Regions from separate parts of the Mus musculus genome. Here region 1 is linked to region 2. Evidence: chromatin loops called from intact Hi-C (ENCODE). Cell type or tissue: heart. All regions are shown on one strand. Links, peaks and the distances in the headings refer to the core of each region. The heading gives the core; the rest is flanking DNA. Region 1 has its middle 32 kb from the start of Gm41020. Region 2 has its middle 16 kb from the start of Gm31630.

What was found. A loop is a pair of places that touch in the nucleus more often than their neighbours do. Peaks named below come from ENCODE experiments on the same cell type or tissue, not always from the same donor. Only the 100,000 strongest peaks of a DNase experiment are listed, where the experiment ranks them.
Region 1: a loop joins it to region 2, with 2.0 times the contacts of the local background. A loop is called at or near these places in 4 of 42 quality-filtered maps.

Annotation. Positions count from the first base shown.
Region 1 is chr13:93,226,628-93,234,965 of GRCm38, forward strand. No RefSeq gene overlaps it. Among named protein-coding and RNA genes, the nearest start is that of Gm41020, 32 kb to the left of the region's middle. In heart, for the core only: no CTCF peak of the experiment used is centred there; a DNase peak (open chromatin) is centred at 4,564.
Region 2 is chr13:92,862,621-92,870,958 of GRCm38, forward strand. No RefSeq gene overlaps it. Among named protein-coding and RNA genes, the nearest start is that of Gm31630, 16 kb to the right of the region's middle. In heart, for the core only: a CTCF peak has its summit at 4,263 (motif pointing right); no DNase peak of the experiment used is centred there; H3K27ac peaks cover 251 bases.

The DNA of each region.
Region 1 (8,338 bases), core at 132-8,131, 360 kb after region 2:
TCCCTGCTTCACAAATAATTGAATCACATGCTGTAGCCACTGTTTTTGAAATGTTGAAAAATCAAGCTTTTAATTTGTAAACTGATAGTCATTATATCAGTATTGGGTTATGGTTTACAATTGCTTGAAATTGTTCCTGTTTTAGATACTGCTAATTCTCAAATTTTACAGTTATTTATACAAATACAGCTTAAATTAAGAAACATGTACTGTTCCTTACTTTATAGGACATTTAAGAGCTCACAATGGATGGCGTGGACCCCTTAGGGCAATGTCACAGCAGATTTGTATAGCAGGCAGATTATAGGATTTACAGGAACAATTAGACAAACAATCTCATTCCTTACATCATAAAAATAGTAATAGTTTGAGACAACAACTTGGTATTTCTAGAAAATATACATGTTAAGTTGTAAAGACTTGTTCTCAGTGTCCTCAATTTCTTCATGTACCACATAATGGTGTTAATTCTCGAGGACTCATACCTAATCAATTATGGTAAATGAATGTTACTCATATTTTCTTATTATCCTAAAGGACAAAATATCGTGGAACAGGCCCATGGAAGTTTAAAACAATATCTTCATAAAATAAAAAAGGGGGGATTATATCCCAGTACACCACAAACTTATTTAAATCGTGCTTTTATTTTAAAATTTTAAAAGAAAGTCTCTGAGTGTGGGAGGAGCAGCTACCTGTGCTTCTGCCCTGGTTTTGCAAGGAAATAATTATAAGCTCCTTAGAATGGCAATAGATACAGATATAGAAAGAATAGAAACCTCTATTTCCCATTTGCAAGAATCTCTAACCTCCTTGTCTGAGGTAGTCCTTCTAAAGAGGAGAGGGCTTGATCTTTTATTCCTCCAGCAGGGAGGACTATGTACAGCCCTCCATTAAAAATGTTGCTTTTACAGTGACCATTCAGGAACAGTAAAGGATTATTATTATTATTATTATTATTATTATTATATATTTTCTTTATTTACATTTCAAATGTTATACCCTTTCCTGGTCTCCCTCTGAAAACTCCCTCCCCTTACTCCTTACCCCTCCCCGCCCCCTGCTCACCAACCCACCCACTCCCACTTCCTGGCCCTGGCATTCCCCTACACTGGGGCATAGAGCCTTCACATGACGAAGGGCCTCTCCTCCCATTGATGACCGACTGGGCCATCCTCTGCTGCATATGCAGCTGGAGCCATGAGTCCCACCATGTGTACTCTTTGGTTGGTGGTTTAGTCCCTGGGAGCTCTGGGGGTACTGGTTAGTTCATATTGTTGTTCCTCCTATGGAGCTGTAAACCCTTCAACTCTTTGGGTCCTTTCTCTAGCTCTTTCATTGGGGACCCTGTGCTCAGTCCAATGGATGACTGTGAGCATCCACTTCTGTATTTGCCAGGCACTGGCAGAACCTCTGCGGGAATAGCTATATCAATCAGGCTCCTGCCAGCAAGCACTTGTTGGCATCCACAATAGTGTCTGGGTTTGGTGATTGCATATGGGATGGTTCCCCAGGTGGGGCAGTCTCTGGATGTTCATTCCTTCAGTTTTTGCTCCACACTTTGTCTCTGTAACTCCTTCCATGGGTATTTTGTTCCCCCTTCTATTTGGTCTGCCTCTTCTTGAGTTTCATGTGGTTTGTGAATTGTTATTTGGGTATTCTGAGCTTCTGGGCTAATATTCACTTATCAGTGAGTGCATATCAAGTGAGTTATTTTGTGATTGGGTTACCTCACTCAGGATGATCTCCTCCAGATGCATCCATTTGCCTAAGAATTTCATAAGTTCATTGTTTTTAATAGCTGCTTAGTACTCCACTGTGTAAATGTACCACATTTTTTGTATCCATTCCTCTATTGAGGTACATCTGGGTTTTTCCCACCTTTTGGCTATTATAAATAAGGCTGCTATGAACATAGTGGAGCATGTGTCCTTATTACATGTTGGAACATTTTCTGGGTATATGCCCAGGAGTGGTATTTCTGGGTCTTCGGGCAGTACCATGTCCAGTCTTCTGAGAAATGGCCAAACTGACTTCCAGAGTGGTTGTACCAGCTTGCAGTCCCACCAGCAATGGAGGAGTGTTCCTTTTTCTCCATGTCCTCACCAGCATCTGCTGTTACCTGAGTTTTTTATCTTACCCATTCTGACTGGTGTGAAGTTGTTTCTTAGGGTTGTTTTGATTTGCATTCAGTAATAGTAAAGGATTCTATGGCTAATGTTTGAAAAGGACTAGCCAAAAGGAAAAGAGAAAAAGGACAGAATCATGGATGGTTTGAATCCCGATTCTACACTTTCCCACGGCTTACAACTTTAATTTCTACACTGCTTGGACCATTAATTATAATTTTGTTGCTTTTAATTTTTGGACCTTGTAACTTAAACAGATTGGGTGCCTTCACACAGGATCGCTTTCAGCAAGCTCAGCTATTCACGGTGGCAGTTATTTATCGCTATAAAGAAATTCATTGAATGCATATTCATATGCCCTTCGTGGCTTTGCTCTGAATGGGAAAGAGTACACTATAGGTAGTCAGAGACTGAGAAAAATGTTCTTGAAGCTGGGCACTGGTGGCGCATGCCCTTAATCCCAGCACTTGGGAAGCAGAAACAGGTGGATTTCTGAGTTTGAGGCCAGCCTGGTCTACAGAGTGAGTTTCAGGACAGCCAGGGCTATACAGAGAATCCCTGTCAAAAAACAAACAAACAAACAAACAAAAAAAAAACAACAACAACAACAACAACAAAAACCCAATAGATAGATAGATAGAGAGAGAGAGATAGATAGATAAATGAGTGTTCTTGAACTCCTATCAACCTGAAGTTTAGGTGGTGATGACTCCAGCAGGCTATTTATCATCCAGTACTGTTTTAGGTCTGCTGGGTTCTTTGTGTTTTCATAAGACACTGAAAATTACATTATCAATTTTATGAAGAACTGTGTTATACCCTTTATATATGTTGTATCATATATTATATATTGTTCCATTAAGAACTTTTTGCTTTGCTCATTACTTTATCACAAGGAATATTTATTCATGTACAAAGTATTTATTGAATGTCTGGTATTCTGCCATGAGTTTGACAAAATGCCTCTGGGAGATGGAACTATCGACATTTTCACAGAAAATCATTGATTTAAGAAAAGGACCCTGGACAAATTGCTGAGGATAAGTTCTCTCTCTCTCTCTCTCTCTCTCTCTCTCTCTCTCTCTCTCTTTCTCTCTCTCTCTCTCTCTCTCTCTCCTTCCTTCCCTCCTTCCCTCTCTCACACACATACACCTTGCAAGACTCAGGGAACACCATGAACATGACTTGGCCATTCCACTCATAAGCCCCCACAGCAACAAGGTCAAGTCAGCCAAGAATTCTATCATGGATGGGAGAAGGGCCCAGGAAGCTCCACCCCTGCCTGAGAAGCTATTACTATTTGGTGGCCTCTAGGGGATGGGATATCATTTTTTTTTTCTGTTCTGCAGGCAACAAGAACTAGATTCAGTGAGAAGAGAAGGAGGGGTACTTATTGACTATGTCTCAGGGGAGGGGACTTGGGATGGATGTGATCAAAAGATATTACATATATCTATGAAACTGGTTGTGTGTGTGTGTGTGTGTGTGTGTGTGTGTAAAAGAAAGAGGCCAGTAAGTTTACTCAGTATCTAAAAGGCATGTGGTGACCTGAGTTCAATTCAGTCCCTGGCCCCCACATGGTAGAAAGAGAGAACCAGTTCCTTCGGTTTGTCTTCTGCCCTGTGTACATGCTATGGCATGTGCATACACACACAGTGTAAAACAAAGACAAAAGGAGGGAAAGGCAAGAAGGGAGGGAATGGGAACCAATACCTTAGAACCAATCAAAACTGCCCTGGATCCTGGTTTCTTTGTTTGCTAGTTTATAATCATGAGCAAGTAATTTAATTCATCAACCTAATGTGAATGTAATCAGATGTTTTATGTGCAACTTTTTTTTTTTCCTCAAAAAGATACCCTGAAGTTTGTTGCCCAGCATTTCTGAAAGTGGCCTTTTCTGGACACAGAGCAGAGGGAACTGAGTTCAAAGGAGGTCATAAAGCAAGACCTCGGTATATCTGTTCTCTCACTGTAGAGGGAAGTCACACAGGGAAAGCACTATATGAGGCTGAGAGCAAAATTCCAGATGATGCTTCTATGACTCAAGGATGGCCAGCAAACTCAGAAGTTAGAAGAGAGGCATCGGGCTAGCCCACCTTCACAGCTCTTGGATTAGATAGAACAGGTGCCCAAACCAGAAATGACCTCACATGGGTTAAACATGAGAGTTACCGGATGGTTCTGATGTGGCTCACCCAAGTAACCTTGTCTGTCTAGTAGTTCTTGTTGTTGTCAACCTAAGGTAAGCCGGATCCTATGTGTCTGGAGTTCACCTGGTAGATGAACAGAGAGGATGACAGACTGCTCTAGCTAAATTGGCTTAACTGATCCTGTAGTGTACTGTTTGTGATGATATGCAACGTTGCTGAAGGCCCGCTGCAGGGTGTGGATCTCCTTTCACAGGCATCTGGCTGGTGCACTGCCAGCTCACTTCCCCAGCTGTTGTTTTGTCTTGTTCCCTAAATTCTGCTTCTCTTTCCAGCTTGACACTGACTTCCTCCAGGGAACTTCCTCTATAACTCTTGAACCTCAAGCTGAGCAAACACACAGTGGGTTCTTACTAAGCACTGTAGAAGCAGCGTAACCTTCTAAAGAAGCTAATCAATCAGGCTAAAACATTTATGTGAGACGGCACAACATAAACCATGGAAGTTGGGTCCACTCTTCCTTTCTTAGCTACCCAACCCACAGATTGCAATTGTTACTGGATTGTTGTGCTCAAGTACACTTTTTTTATTTTTTTCAAATATGTATTAAAAGGTAAATTTATAATTAAGTATGTTACTGTAGGGGTATTTCCCCATAACTGTTTGATTGGCTAATAAGGATAACAAGAAACTAATCGATGGGCAAAGATAAGGAGGCAGGTTTTCTGGTCCAAGAGAGGAAGAGGACAAGAGAAAAAGGAAGGGGTCTTTTGGCTGTGAAGACAGAGGATGCACAGAATGTAGGCCAGGGAAATGTTAGGCCTAGTGATGGCCTCTGCCACTAGAAGAATTCCAATATGAAGGATACCTGCTTGGCAGTTTAGCAAAGCCAACCAGAGGAATGGGAAGACAGTGTACAGGGCAAGGAACAGACAGAGACTGGAGCAGCTTGGCAAAGCTAGCAGTTGAGATCATTGTGGGCATCTAGCTGGAGCAAGCCTGGAATTATTTTAAAATTACACCTGCATGTGACCAGCAAAAGATTTCTCCCTTGTTATTGTTTTCTCCAAGGAAATAGTTCAGCCAAGAAACAACAACCCTTTTAAGCAGAAGTTCATTTAGTAAAACACAGTATGTGCTCCAGAGAAAGACTGGAGTGAGCTGATCTTTAGGGAGATGGGTAGCAGCCCATTGGGTTCTGCACTGTAGATTTTAACAAAGTTTTTATGAATGTTTTTAAGGTGGGTGGTATACATTCATGGTGGTAAGATGATCGATCCTCTTGCCTTCCAAGTTGTGGTAGACCAGATCTCCCTTTTAAGGTATTTCTTCCTATGAGCCTCTTGAAAACCAAAGCTACAGTGTAAATGATACAGAAATGAAACCAAAGTATGTGGGGAAATGCAGACCCACCATTAGCACAGCTTGTGTCTGGACAGACCACATCAGGCCAAACAGTTCCATGTGAGGTTTATTGTAGGAGAAAAGGGCAAAGGTGGCAGCAAAGAAAAAGGGGGCGGAGAGAGAGAGAGAGAGAGAGAGAGAGAGAGAGAGGTCAGAGGGGTCGGCCTTTTATTTAGATAGTGATGTAACTGTCGTAGATAAAGGTGGGAGGTGAGCAAAGTGGATTCTGGTGGGAATGTGTGACGGTTGCCTTGGCAATAGATGTGCAGGTCCCTGTTGCCGATGTGTGATGTCACGGGCTTCAGAGTTGATCTGCAGTGCTGATACCCTGATGCCAACATGTGGCAACTGAGAAGCTCCAACTCGATTGAAAGTTTCAATTGAATTGTGTGGAATTTGGCTTGAGTGACACAATTTTAGTTAGGTCTGGTCAGTTCAGTCAAAACTCAGCCCAAAAACTGGTCTTAAGGGTCAGTGAGATGGCTCAGGGGCTAGAGGCACTTACTACCCACCAGTACAAGCCTGACAATCTGAGTTCAGTTCTGCGTTGTCACAATATAAAGGTGGAAGGAGTATACTGATCTCACACAGTTGTCCTCTGACTTGCATATATACATCTTGACTTGTGTATCTCTCAACAATAATAATTAATTTAGAAACTAGTTCCCCATAATTTCTTTCCCCATTAAAATTTAATATATTGTAGCCATTGTCATTGTTTCTGTATATAAGCACATATGTATAATGTGATTTTATATAGTCACTTAGTGTCATAACTTATATCATATATCTACACTGGGATATTTAGGTGTCTCCGGGCTTTACCATTGTAAATAAAGATACAATGCACACTTTTGTGCATATATTGTGTATGTTGGGAGTGTTTCTGTTTTGCTAAAGATTCAGATTTGTAATTACCAGGGTACATTATAGTGATGCTCAGTGTACTGGCTGGTTTTGTGTGTCAGCTTGACACAAGCTGGAGTCATCACAGAGAAAGGAGCCTCCCTTGAGGAAATGCCTCCATGAGATCCAGCTGTAAGGCATTTTCTCAGTTAGTGATCAAGGGGGGAGGGACTAGCCTATTGTGGGTGGTGCCATCCCTGGGCTGGTAGTCTGGGTTCTATAAGAGAGCAAGCTGAGCAAGCCAGGGGAAGCAAGCCAGTAAGTAACATCCCTCCATGGCCTCTGCATCAGCTTCTGCTTCCTGACCTGCTTGAGTTCCAGTCCTGACTTCCTTTGGTGATGAACAGCAATGTGGAAGTTTAAGCTGAATAAACCCTTTCCTCCCCAACTTGCTTCTTGTTCATGATGTTTGTGCAGCAATAGAAACCCTGACTAAGACACTCAGTAAAGGACACTCAAGAATATTCAAGTTGTAGTATTAACTCTTGTTACTCCTACTCTGTGAAACTCCAAGCAGGTCACTTCAGGTCTCTGAAATTCTGTTAGTTCCTTTGTGGGTGGGGGGCGGGGAGAAGGTACTATCCCAGTTTGTTAGTTTGTGAATATCCAACGACAAAATAATGCATCATGGTTGTTTTATGCACAAGTTTGGTGTGTGTGGTCTGTGTATGCCCTCTCATTCCTCATTGTTTGGTTTGATTTTCTCTCCCCACTCTACTCCTCCTCTTCCTCTTCTCCTAAGGTTTACAGTGATCAAACAAAGGACTCACCTAACACATGCACACCAAGGGCAAACAGTCCACCACTGAGCTATAGCCACCTCCCAGTTTGTCTTTAATAGGAGTTTCTCCTTAGCTTCTTCATGGTCTGCTAAATTCCATTAAGTGGCATGCAAGTTTTTAGTGGTTTACTGGAACTGACCTCCTTCAAATATCTAACATGGAATTGAGTAGGAGAGTATTATTGAAATTAAATAAATGAATGTATTATATGGAAATAAATGTTTGTGAGGGTAAACTCAGAATCTCATATTTGAATATATTTTGAAAAACATGAAATGGCTTATAATAATAAACAATACAGAATACCTGTAATCCCAGCACCGAAAGGGAAAATAGAACATTAGTCAGTCCTTGCTGCTATGATGGAATGTTTGCAACAGTTAACCTGTAAATGGAATTTGAATCAGGGTTCTAAAGGTGCAGTCCAAGACTGAGCAGCTCCACTGTTTGCTCTAGCAAGGGCAGTGGTCATGACAGAACTGTGTAATGAACAAACCGCTTATATCATGAGCTAGGAAGCAGTGAGAAAGAAAACAGGCCAGAGTCCTACAACCAACCTTCCAATGAGCAAAGGGTCAGAAATGGTTGAGCATGACCCACAATATACCTGCAGTGAGCTGAGAACCTGCTGTAAGTCCCTATTGCCTAAAGGCTTTACCATGGTCTACTGGTACCACCCTGCATGCCAAACTTTAACACATACCATCTAGGACATATTCCACATACAAATTAGATCAAATGCATGGAAATTGTCTGCCCCAGATGCTTATAAAGACGTAGGCAGGAAAGTCTACACACCCATGTTAATCAAAGCAATCAATTATGAACTGCCTGCCAATCAGTTAAGAAGGTGTTTCTATGGCTACAATCAATTATGAACTACCGGCCAATTGGTTAAGGTGTTTCCATGGCTACTCTTGTTACCAAAAGCCCAGAGCTGGAAGTTTTGCTTTATTGCTGAATAGTTCTG
Region 2 (8,338 bases), core at 105-8,104:
ATGGATTCGGAGTTTAAAAGCCAGGTTTAGTTTAATATGCCAGGATGGTGATTTTCAAAAACTTGATTTTTATTCTGAAATATTCTTTATTATAACGAAGCTAGAAGTGTGGATGTTTCTATGCACTTTTTAAACTTATTAAAATGTATAGGATAATGGGAGCTGAGGGGATGGCTGAGTTGGCAAGGTGCTTGATGCACAAACATGAGGACCTGAGTTTGAATGCTCATCACCCTTACAAAGCACATATCTGTTGCCCCAGTAATGGGGCATAGAGACCGGAACATCGCTGGGGCTTGCTGGCCATCTGGTCTACTTGGCCCAGTGAAGCTCCAGGTTCATTGAGAGTCCCATATCAAAACATTAAAGTGGAAAAGCCACCAAGGGAAATTCAATGTTGATCTCTGGCCTCTACAAGCTCAGGGACCTGCACATCTACAGATGTGTGCATATACACATGGACTTGTGCATGCTCATGTGTACACACAGACAGAACGATGCATAGAATACCAATAGAAAAAGCCCTGGAGTAGTTCTTATGAATAACTTCAGTTAACTAATTGGTGTCTGTTTTTCCAGTCTCCTCCTTTTTTCTTTATGTCCCCCTGACTCCTCTCTCTCCTCTATATATCATAACCTCATGGTATTTGCTATTCTGCAATAAATTTTGAATAACCAGAAAGTCCCTATAGGTCATTTAATACATTCAATGTTCCCATGGTTTTCAGTGACAGTGCGAGGTTTCATTGTCTAGATGGGGTAGTGTTTGGTTTTATCCCTTCTGAGGGCCAGTGAGGTTGGCTCCTCTTGCAGTGGTCTGTATTGCCTGCGCTAAACTGTTTCTCAGAAAGATTGTACCATTTTACATCCCCCACAGCCCTGTGCAATGGAGATCTTATTACTGCAGCCCTACCAGCTTCACATACTGTGTTTTTTTTTCTTTTTTACTAATTTGGTACAAAGTAGCATTTTAATTATTTAATATATAGTCTCAGTAACTAACAAGATAGAATATTTTTTCCATGTTTCTGTTCTTTGAATTTCAGTTGCAAGTTACTGTGTAGAGAATACATTCAAGGCTTGTCTTGGAGTTGATTTTGTTGGGAAACAGTAGAAACTTTTAAGGGGTGCTGCCCACTGGGAGGCACACACCGTTAAAGGGGATGTGGGACTCCAGCTCCTTGCTCCCTTCTGCTTCCTGTAGTATGTGTTCTCAGTATGATGTGTCTGTGTGACATTGCCTTGTTGCAGAAAGCAACAAGGCTTCATGGATAGAAACCTCTGAAATCAGCAGCCAAAACAAAAGCATAGTCTCTAGCAATTGATCATCTCCAGTGTCTGCAGCTTGAGTGTCTATCCATCCACTGTCTGCATCAGAGGCAATCACTTACCCTCTGAATCCTGCTCTGCCAGCTGTAGAGTGGGGTTTCGGTGAGGAACTAATGGGCTAATGCATATTACAGATCCAGATGTGGCAAGTACTCAGGGGTGTTTGGAAGGAAAGAAGCTTATCTGGGTGTGTGGGTGCCACAGAATCTCGGTCTGTGTGAATGTGGACAGACATGGCCTTCTCCGAGATAGTTTTCAGTGAAACCGCTCACCTTTATTGGGGACAACAAGGGCTATATAAACCTTGGGGAGTGAGCGGCTAGAGGTCTTGGGGCTGGGTGTACATTATTACCTGATGCCGAAGTTCTGGGAACTTTTTTTTTTTTTTTGCATGAAGAGGAATTCCAGGTGCTTGCTGGGCATGTCCTTATAGGGAGAGAGGAAGTTAAACCTGTAATCTGGCCACCAGGCTATGTGACTTCCTCAAGGGTGGCAGAGGTGGGGTTTACACAGGCTACATGGCCCAAGCATGCAGACCCAGACCAAGGAGGGAAGTCATACTCCTGCCAGTCTCAGGGCAAGATCATCAGGGTCTGAATGTATATGCATCTCACTCTTGCTCCCGACTGGCTCCCTTAGTTGCACATCTTTCCAGCCCCACCGTGGTTTTTCTCTTCACAGTCTTTGCTGAATAGAGAAGCACTTGGAGCATCAAGACAGCTCTTTGTTATAGTCCAACATCTGGAGCTCAGAACAGAAGGTACTCAAGGAGTTTTGGATCTTTTGTTTATTCTGAGACAAGGGCTCACTCTGAAGCCCAGGCTGGCTTTAAACTCACCATCTGCCTGTCTTATTTTCCTCCACACTGAATGACAGGAATCCGCCATTGCATCAGGCTCTGAGGTTTTTGAGAGAAGAATAAGATTTGAAAACATGTTGAATAATATCAGAAAAGAGTAGGGAAAGTTGAAGCCAAGAGCCAGTGAATCACAACGGGCCCAGTGGCTTCCTCAGAGTCTTGCTGCTAACATGAAATATTTGAATCATATTTTTGAAGTTTATCAAGGCGTGGTTTCTTACTGCCTGGCTAATCAATGTAAAGCAACTGTGTTCAAGGCTGAATCTAACTTTAAGAAGTGGGGTAGTACATTTTTTTTTAATTTTTGCAAGCTAAATATTTTAAGTATGCAAGGAAACATGACTTATTAAAGGTATTAATAATTAACTATTCTCTAAAGTGGATACTAACTCAGTTTCTTCCCTTTGGCAGCATTAGGGTTCAAACCCAGGCCTTGTACATCCTAGGATGTCTCCAGCCCTTCTACCTCACTTTAAAAAAACCTTATTAATCTGGACATCACATGTCTAGATTTGGCCAAACTGGGAGCATAAGAATATATGTGCAATGAGACTATTATCATATTTTAAAAAGGTAATAACTGAGAACAGTCTGAAAAAGTATTTCCTCAAATGAGGAAGAGAGAATTGGTGTCAGGCCTTGTATTCAGCACGCCCTGTATCTTGGGGAGAAGGAGTCAGCATGTCGCTAATGAGATTTGCAGATGGCTTTAAGTTGAGAGGCATTGTAAACAGCAGGGATGACTGAGACATGATACAAGAGGCGCTGGAAAGGTTAGGAACATGGACAGGAAACCAAATGATTCATCCTGGAATAACGCAAGCCAATCTGACATCTGGCGCCAAACAAGAAGAAATACAGATACACTGCAGAAGAGACGAATGTGGAAAATAAAATAGTCACCTCAAGACTACTGGAGGGGCATTGGCAAGAGGAGAGCACAGGCCGGGAAGAGGGAACTAGATGCTGTTAAATTCCCATGTCTGTCCAGTGCTTTGCTCGCTGAGTACTCCTTGACCACAGTTAACCCACTCTATGTATGGAGAACAAGTCATAGTGTTTCTCTTGAGGACTGATTGTTCACGGGAGCTCCTTCCTTCATGAAATAAAAGGCTGGCCTCACTCTAGCTGTTCCTGATGCTGCAGAAGATTAGCAGTATAGGGAGAGAGTCATTTGGAAGTAACGGGGATCTTTAAAAAGGGTTAGTAGGAGAGGTCACTTACCACACACTTACTGGACTCTTTCCAGGGTTGATGGAACAACTTCCTAGCTATTCCCGGCAGCATCCTGGCCTGGGAATCTGCCTTAAATGAAAATAAGATGCATTCTCATGATGGCTGTACACAGGTGATCTGTTTTTTTTTTTTTTTCCTGGTGGCGACCCTCTTCCCATCTTCAAGTGCCCTCATGTTAACCCCAAGGAATAGCTCCCATCCCAGCCTTCTGCTTGGCTTGGCTCACCTAGTCTCCTCCCTCTTACTATAAAGGTATAGTGAGTGTCTGTGCTCCCTCTACATTCCAATGAATCAAATAAAAATCACTGGTGATGGTGGCTAATTTATGAATCTCTGGCTTTCTCTTTTTATACTTCTCATTTTTTTTTCTGTTATGGGGACTTTATACATTAGGATCCGGTTTTTCTAATATTGTGTCATAGTGAGGACTGTGTGGGGATGAGAAGGAAAAAGATGGATTTTGAGCAAGGATGTACCTTCAGCAGACACTATTGCTCTATCCATTCCTCATCCTGGGGAGAGCAGAGCTGAAAATGAAGGAGACATGGAAGGAGCAAGTTGGAAAGCAAACCCTTGGGAGATACATCCATGGATCACATCACAAGTCTGAGGCTCAGTATATCATTTGTTCCTGGTAATATTTGCCTTTTAACCTCTCTGTATTTGTTCATTTCACACCCCAGTGGAGATATTGAGTCAGCTTTTGCATATAAAGAAGCTTATTGTTCTTAAAAACTTAAAGAACTCATTCATTCATCTAACACATGTTTCCTGAGTGCCTCTAGGGATCTTGCTACACAGGATCCTACTGTGAACACAGCTAGTCTCTCTGGCCTTGTGGGACTGACATTCCAGCAGGGGGAGACAATTAATAATGGACACAATAACCAAGCATGTTGCATAGGAGCATAGGATAATACAAATGATCAGTGCTAGGGGAAAGATGTCGAAATAAAGACCTGGGGAGGCTGAGATGGGGTGAGTTATGATAGTAAACATGGCAGATAGTCATTGTTTTCTGAAGAAGGCATTTGTACAGAATTGAGATTAAAGTGTGGGCTTGGTCTTCTTGATAGCGGGCGGGGCGAACAGTAGAGTTTCTTGGGCATATTTGAGAAACAGTGAGGAGTCTAGAGTCTAGGCTCTTTGGAACAGAGTGAGCAAGCAAAGAAAGGATTTAAGGTCACTGAGCCAAGGAGGGAGAGCAGACTAGGCAGGAGAGCACGTGAAAGCCTTTATGTAGCGTTGGCTTCCTGCACCCCATATGCATGTGTAAGCATGTGTCTGTGTGCGTAGGCACCTGTGAAGGGTAACATATGCTACCACATGTGTGCACATTTCTGTGAAGGTCAACATCAGCTCTAGATGATTGGTGAACCTAGAGGTTACCAATGCAGCTAGACTGTCTGGCCACAGGATTCATCTTGTCTCTGCCACTCTAATACTGTGATTACAGAGTTATGCTACTGTGCCCAACTTTTTGGTTGGTGCTGGTGTCTGTATCAAGTCCTCATGCTTTTGAGGTATGCACTTTCTGACTGAGTCACCCCCACATACACACACATCATCTAATTGCTTTTTTAAAGGTTTATTTAAGCTGTGGTACTGAGGATAGACAAGAGGATATGTAGGCATAGATGCTGAGTATATTCCAGTACTGTAAAACCAAGGCAGGAGCAAGTGGAGATTGCATGGTGAGTATATTTTGCCAGCACTATGGAGATTTAGATGTGCATTGTAAGAGAAAGAGAAGAGAGATGATTTCAAGATTTTTTGGCATGAACACTAGATGGATCAAGTTGCTTATTAACTGAGATAGAAGTGGGAGGGAAGGTGGGGAATGGGGAGCATGTGTATAACAGCTGAGGAAGAGAGACTGGGAATCTTTCTGACGTGTGTTTGAGTCGGTGTCTATGCAACACCCAAGAACAGAAGTTCAGTGAGCACAATGTCTAGGTAAGCCTGGAGTCCAGGAGGGACAAACTAAAGAGCCACAAGTGCATTCAAAGATATCATCCAAAATCACGAGGCTGGAGGAGATTTTCAAGGATTTGAATTACAGAGAAAAGAAGCTTAAGTAGTGAGCCCTGAAGTGTTCCAGTCACTCAGCGATCATGGAGAAACAGCTGAGGCCTGGTGCCATTGAAGACTGAGATAGGACAGAGAGTGACCAGCCACACTGGAGGCTCAGAAGAGGCCCCCTGAGGCTTGGCTATGCAGCTTGGCAAAATGGAGGTCATCGGTGACCTCCATGATCAGTTTTGATGTCAGAGCACAAGGCTAATGGGAGCTGGTTTAAGAAAAACCAGGAGGAGGGGAATGGAGAAGGAACTTGAGCACTGAAGCAGGGCTGCAGTGATCTTTAGAGGAATCTGTATGTTCTCTTCAGGAGGCGCAGTGGTCACATTAGAAAGTTAGAGTCATGGCTGCAGAAAATGTTGAGGGAATTCTGTGAAGAGTGAGGATGTATTAGGGAAAATGCAAACCAGGGTCTTGGTATCATCCTCTCTCTTACTGTTTCTAGCCAGTAAGTCACCTAGGCTCTTTGGTTCCTCACCATGGTCTTTGCTTGCATAGAAATAGCACACCTTTTGCATGGCCCTGGATTTGTTGCTCCAGATCCCTGAAGCAGAAATGCCATCAGTCTCCCAGTTTCTGCATGAGACTCTACCTTCCCAAACCACTCTCCACACTGCTCATATTTCCAAAATACAGAGTGCTCATCCTGCATCCTTGCTTGGTGCCCTTAATGGCTGCTCATCACCCCCTAGAGACACTTGATTCTCTTAGTCTAGCCTAATGATTCCCTCACCTTCTGGCTTGACCAGCCACAAAGCCACCTTGATCTCCAATCACTCCAGGCTTTCTTTGAACTCTTTGGATAAGGAAGCCATAGTGATTGATAGGAGAAGCCACTATATCAGCTTAAGAAGGCAAAGCAGACCATTGATTTTAAGCTCCATTAAACCAGAAACAAAAGGTCCTTCTCTTGGTTCCAGTATTGTTTATGGAATACCAGATATTTTTTATCTCCTCTTTTCTAAGACGTGTACATAACAACTCTGCACAGAGTTCTGTGGCCAGCCTGTCTGCCTGGCTTTGAGACTCCTTGTAGCCAATCATACTTTACTTCTTTGTACACTTCCCCTCAGCTTTGCAGACTAACTGTGTGGTGAGACTCTGAAGACTGACATTTCTAGCTCAAGTATCTCTTTTGAGATCTGAATCATAGTCAAAGATAGATGCTCCAGAGTCCATAGCAACCCCAGAGTGGTCTCTAAGCTGACTGATCTTCACCACCCAGATATTTCTCTTTCTTCTCTCAGTAGATGGCGAGCTCTCAGCTAGTGTAGTTTTTCCAGAGCTGACTAGACTCACAAGCTTCAGGGGTCCCCCTGTCTCTGTCCTCCTAGGGCTGGGGATATTGGTGCAGGCTGCTGCAGCTAGGGTTTTATGTAGGTTCTGGGAATCCAAACCCAGTTCCTCATGCTGCATTGCTCTCCCCAAAGATCTGGAAAGTCACTTCTTCATTTCAGTGGGTAAGAAAATCTACTTTCAGAGCAGGCTGTTGTGGTATAGAGGCAGGAAGACCAGGAGCCCACGGTCATCCTCAGCCACACAGTAAGACAGAGGCCAGCATTGGCTACAAAACAAAAACAACAACAAAAACAAACAACTCCACCTCAAACACTCTGTACCCCAGCAATTAAAAACAAAACCTATATATGTGCAATGGTCAAAATGTTCCCGAGATAGTAATTTGTTTAGTCTTCACAACAAAAATTTCAATTTGTATATCTTTTAAAGTAAGCGTCATAAAAGCAGAGGTCTTCATCACATCCTCCCGGCATCTACCTGGCATTGGGCACACAGCAGTAACTTCATTACACAGCGGGGTGGGCTGATGGGTCAGCAAGTGATATGTAAGAAATGAGTGTGTAAGAAATGAGTATTGAGCGAAGTTTCATCTCTTTAGGATGAGCTAAATGGACTTGTAACAAGTAGTGAGTGTTACATAATTCATGCTTTCAAAATTTAGAGAATTCTCAAATTCATTTTAGAGAAGGACCTCATGGAATTCTAGTGAGCATACCCCCATCTTCTAAAAAACTCCATCCAGACTTTCACACTCTGCTCAGCATGTCAGACCAAGGATGGGACTGACTCCAGCCAGGCAAATTGATCTCTCCCTGTTCAGAATTTAGAATCAGGAAACAAGCAAACAAAAACAGGTCTATAAGGCATCCTCCGTCATCCACTCATCAAATATTTTTGAGCATCCATGATGAAGTACTCGCTGTAGACATCACGACAGACGAGGCGTTTCATGTTCTCTGGAGCATGCCTGTGGGTGAAGCTGCTACTGCAGTTCAGCACGTGAAGTGCTGCACCGGGGAAGAACAAAGTACCACAAGGGCCTCTAATGCAGAGAGGGAAGGCGGGGAAGGCTGTGCGGGAAGGGTGACCTCACAGAGGGGAGAAGGCTCCATAGATCCAGAGGGAGCAGTCTGTGTGCAGTAATACAAAATGCAAGCAGGGATATCCAGTCTGGGTCCTAAAGGTGAAGAGAAGGTTCTGGAAGGAGAGTTCCCCATCACGAAGGCTTTGTCAGCCTGACCCAAGTTTAAAATTTCTTCTAAAGGCTGTGAGGGCTCTTGACAAAGATTTTAGCTGAAGAGTGATATAATCCTACTGGGTCTAGAAAGATCCTCCTGGTCTTGCTAGGGAAAGACGTATCAGTGAAGAGATGGTTGTAGAAGTCTAGATAAGAGAGGAGGACAGGAGTAGGTTGGTGGCAGGGGGAGAGATGAGAGACGGTAGAAACTGATTAGAGGACAGTGATGAGGAAGGAAGAGGCATTGGGGATGATGCTGAGACTTATGGCCTAGACTAGCACTGGAGACAAGGGTCCCA